Regions from separate parts of the Homo sapiens genome. Here region 1 is linked to region 2. Evidence: read pairs that join two places in POLR2A ChIA-PET (ENCODE). Cell type or tissue: A673. All regions are shown on one strand.

What was found. Peaks named below come from ENCODE experiments on the same cell type or tissue, not always from the same donor. Only the 100,000 strongest peaks of a DNase experiment are listed, where the experiment ranks them.
Region 1: POLR2A ChIA-PET joins it to region 2 with 7 read pairs; 2 of 35 experiments call an interaction of 5 or more read pairs at or near these places.

What each region holds. Positions count from the first base shown.
Region 1 is chr11:44,170,434-44,172,933 of GRCh38, reverse strand. It overlaps EXT2 (exostosin glycosyltransferase 2), which reads right to left. Exons shown (of 14, transcript NM_207122.2): 8 at 1,192-1,323. Among named protein-coding and RNA genes, the nearest start is that of EXT2, 76 kb to the right of the region's middle. In A673, no CTCF peak of the experiment used is centred here; a DNase peak (open chromatin) is centred at 1,203; H3K27ac peaks cover 936 bases.
Region 2 is chr11:44,625,589-44,628,088 of GRCh38, reverse strand. No RefSeq gene overlaps it. Among named protein-coding and RNA genes, the nearest start is that of CD82-AS1, 22 kb to the right of the region's middle. In A673, no CTCF peak of the experiment used is centred here; no DNase peak of the experiment used is centred here.

The DNA of each region.
Region 1 (2,500 bases), 460 kb after region 2:
TCCTATATGAAGATTAACCAGGTAGCCATATACAGCACTATTTAGAAAAGGTAGAATCGGGGCCTGGCACAATGGCTCATGCCTGTAATCCCAGCACTTTGGGAGGACAAGGCAGGTGGATCACCTGAGGTCAGGCGTTCGAGACCAGCCTGGCCAACCCTGTCTCTACTAAAAATAAAAAAATTAGCTGGGCTTGGTGGCGGATGCCTGTAATCCCAGCTACTGGGGAGGCTGAGGCAGGAGAATCACTTGAACCTGGGAGGCGGAGGTTGCAGTGAGCCAAGATTGCGCCACTGCACTCAAGCCTGGGCAACAAGAGCGAAACTCCATCTCAAAAAAAAAAAAAAAAAGAAAAGGTAGAATCAGGAGACAAGGAGGGCTGAGAGGTCAGAAAGAGAGAGACAATTAGAATGAAGAATGGAGAACAGTCTAGTTCTCTTACAGGAATGCCTTGACGTCTGTGAGCTGGACAGCCAGGTTCACTTCAGAGCAGCTAGGAAGTAGTAATTTCCAGCTCCAAAACTTCAGGCATTTTCAGTGAGAAAGAAGCTGTGCCTAGAAGCCACTGCCACAGTTTCTACAAGGACACATGTGCCTTGTGATTCCTTCACACAAGGAGGAAGGCCCAAGAGCAGCTTCTGACTGCTCCATCTCTTTGCTGGAAGTAGCTAGAAGCCTCTGCCACAATCTTGAGCAAATGACTATAGCAATCCGTAATGCCTCTAGATCACTTCTGCTTATTATTTTCCTCACAGAGTGTTGGAAATATTAATTGAGGTAATACACGTAAAGCACTTAGCACAGTCCCTGGCAGAGTAAGCACTCAAAATACAAGCTATTATTATTACGTTGCTTACAGAAGTTTTTCAAAAGCTCTAAGCATTACAATTGCAAAAGTCACCGGGATGTCTTTGATTTCCAACAAGACCCATGCCTCCTTACTTATCTCTGCAATAAATAGACAGTCTTTCTAAGCACTTAAAACACACTGGAAGCTGCTGCTTCCGTATTTTTTACTTTTGTCAGTGTTTCAAAATTATGCTGCCCTTATCAGGCCCCAAGTATAAAAAGCACACTCTCATCTTAGAAAGCTAGAATTTAAATAACCTTTACAATTGTAGTACATTTTTCCTTCCACCCACCCTGACAGCTGGACCATGCCTCATGTGGCTAGCACTGGAATTCACTTACCACAGCAGGAGGGTCATTCCATTCTTCATAGGAGATGGCAGCATATGGATAGATCCGGTCATTGATAATCTGCAGGGTGGCCAGGGCAATGGCTTTAATTGACTGGAAGTACGCTTCCCAGAACCACCGGGCCTATAAAGAAAATAATGCTGTTTTAAGTGAGCAAGCGAGACAGAGTGGGAAAACTAGATACTCTATCATAGTCAACTCCAGGTTAGGCTAATTCCTTTATTCCCAAAGTTGTAGGGATGGGGGTGCCTAGGGCATATGCTCCCTGCTGTTCAAGCCAGCTGCCATCAGAAGTTGGCATTTATCAAATGCAGTCAAAATAAAATGTTAGCAAGTGAAATGCACATTGGATTCAATTAAGATAGAAGATAAATTATGTGATGATGAGAATAGCCATGTGTTATGGCAGAGTTTATAGTATTTTGTCTTATATAACATAAAGTGCACAAATCTTGTGTACAGCTCAATGAATTTATACATATGTACATACTCTTACAATTAGTATCCAGATAAAGATATAGAACATTCCAGCATTCCAAAAGATTCCCTCATGCTATTTCCCAGTCAGTATCTCATCCCTCTAAGAATAACCATTATGCTGATTACAATTGTGGTGTCTGCTCTTGAATTTCATATTAATGGAATCAAACAGTATTTACTCTTCTGTGTCTGATTTGTTTTGCTCAACACTTATAATATCTAAGTCAGGTTATGGTATCAAGGTTATGCTGGCCTTATAAAATGAGGTGGAAACCATTCTCTCTTTTTCTGTTCTTCGAGAACTTTTATGCAAGATCAGCGTTATTTCTTCCCTGAAAGGTTTTAGAGGAATTCCTCAAAGAAGCCATCTGGGCAAGGGTATGGGTGGGTGGATTGGTGTGTGTGTGTGTGTGTGTGTGTGTGTGTGTGTGTGTGTGTGTGTGAATGTGAACGTTTTAAATTATGGATGAATTTTCTTTCATAGCCATAGGATTATGCATGTTTTTCTGTGTGTATATCAGTTTCATAAACAGTGTTTTTCAAGGGATATGTTCATTCCAACTAATTGTTAAATTTATTGAAATAAAGCTGTGCATTCACATCCATTTAACACCTGTAGAATCTATTGTAATACATCTCTTTTCATTCCTGATACTGTTGTGTTTTCTCTTTGTACTTGATCAGTCTTAGTAGAGCTTTATCAATTTTGTTAATCTTTTTTTAAAAATCGACTTTTGATTTTGTTGATTTTCCACAACATAATTCTTTCTATTTTGCTAGTTTTTGTTCTGATTTTATTATTTCCTTCTATTTTGGAGGA
Region 2 (2,500 bases):
GCTGTGGCTGTCAGCTGCGGACACAAGCGAAGCAGGCTGGAGCCTGTGGCTATTTCTCCTCCCTCCAGGACATGCGACCTCCTTGGCCAGCTCACAGCATTACCCAGAGCTTGAGCCTGAGCACCATGCCCAGCCCAGGAGCCAGCCAGCTCTGAGAGTCAGAGGACATTTTCCAACAGCCCCACTAGCCTTTCTCCTCTCCACATTCCAGCCCCCTACCTGCCAGACACAGAGCCCAGGGGAAGTTTCAAAATCCCTTTTTTAAAAAAGCCACAGCTGTGGTGATAGAGCAAGAAGAGACCCTGTCTGAATTCAGCCAAACCTAGAGTTGAATCTTGTTTTGGTCACTTATAGTTAAGTGACCTCAAGGTGGCCACTTCACCTCTCTGGAACCTCAGAGTTTTTTCGGCTGTAAAGTGGGGATAATCCCAATGACCCTTGTGTTGGTGCTACATGGGCTGAGTGAGAACACACCATAGGGACCCAGAAAATGTGTCATGAAAGACAGAACACTCTGAAATTAGCACATAGCAGGCCCTCTGTAAATATTTACTGATTAAATAGCAGGTGGGATCAAAAAGAAATAAATTATCCCTTCATCTGTGTCTTTTGTCTTTCCCTCCAGAAGCCCAAGGGAATTAGAGGCATTGACTGGGGGTGAGAGAAGAACAGGGTGAGACAGGGCATAATTCTTGGGGACGGAAGGCTGAGAACATTCTTAATGATGTCAGCTCCCGTGTGCAGAATACATTACAGTCTCTCAAGTGATGCTGATTCTCTCTGACATTAAGGCTCCTCTGGAAGGGAGATTCAGACACCGAGCCCATGAAGACAGATTTTAGGTTCTCATCTGATCTCTGTCTCTTACTGTTCAGCAACCTTAGACCAGACTCATGTCTCCTCTGAGCCTCTGTTTTCTTATCTATAAAGTGTGCATCCAAATACCAACTCTCAGGGCTATTGTGAGGATTAAATGAGTCAGGGGACTCATGCAATGTATGTCAAGTGCTTAGTGCTGGGCCTGGTGTCCAATAGGCCTTCAGCAAATGGTAGCTGTCATTATGATTACCTATCCTATCAGTTAGCTATTGCTGTGTAATAAACTAACCCCAAATTTAGGGCCCGAAACAACCACCATTTGTTTAGCTCATGATTCTGTGTGTGTGTCAGCCATTTAGGTTGGGCTCAGCTAGGTGGCTCATCTGGTCTTCTCTTGCGTCTGAAGTTGGCTGCAGGTAGGGTGGTGGTTCTGCTTCTGGGGGTAAGTTGGCTGTCATCTGGGATGATGGAGTACTGACCCACTTGCCTCTCATGCTCCAGCAGGCTAATTTGGGCTTCTTCATGAGGCAGTGGCAGGTTTTGAGAGAGTGAGGCAGAGAGAGAGAAGAAGTGGGGAGAAGTGTGCAAAACTCCTTGAGACTTAGGATTATAATTGACACACTGTGTTTTCCCCCACATTCCATTAGCCAAAGAAGGTCACACGACCAGCCATCAGAGAGGTGCTAGCTGTATAGTCATGTTGCAGAGAGCATAGATACAGGGAGGGGAATACATGTGACTATTTTTGCAAACAATGACCACATGCAACTAATTAGGGGACATCTGAGACAGAACCAAGTCCCTCAATTCCCAGTGCCATGACTCCCACCCTAGATGCTCACTCTGCCCTGTGACACTGGCAGGAAAGCTGGTTGCTCTCCCACGTGGCTTTCCCACTCCATTCTCCATTCCCCAGTCCCAGCCAGGCTGCCACCTTCACATTCCTTTTCTGAAGGAGATGGAAACCAGACTCCATATGGGACCAGGCACAGGCATCCCACACATGGAGTCATGGGGGTCTGATGACCTGCATCCCCCATAGACCGATGCAGGATGGAGTCCTTGCCCTGCTCAGTCCTCAGAGGAAGGAAATACACACAGCCCACCTGGACAACCCCTCTGCCCCAGCTGTCTGTTAAATAAACTCATTAAGCAATCCCTGACGAGGCATTTTAGATCATCACAAGCTACAGATAGTTTCCGTTGGCCTCTTGGAAAAGGTTTTCCTGACCACATAGACAGGAGGCCCAGATCAGTTCCCCTTGTGGGTAGGGGGTGCCTGGTTCTCATTTGCATTCACACTGTGATTGGTTCCCGTGCATCCTCTTGAACTCTGGGCCAGTCAGCCCATGGGACTGGATTCATTCCTCCATGTCCTGGTGGAGTGGCAGCCTCCACAGTGCCCCGGGCAATGAGGACATCAAGGGACAACAGCCAGCCTGGGGACCGGCTTGTCTTACCTTGTGCACTTCCTGGCAGGTAGAGACAGGGCCTTGATCACCTTTGCTGTCCTCTCTGTCCCTGACATGGGGCGCTTTTTCTGCTGTTTTTGTGTTTTTTTCCCTGTGCCTCCCCCACAACTGGACTGTCAGCTCCACAAACTTGTTTACCTTGGTGACCCCTGATTCCTTCCACAGTGCCTGGCATAGAGTGGGTGCCTGATAAATCCTTATTGCATAGA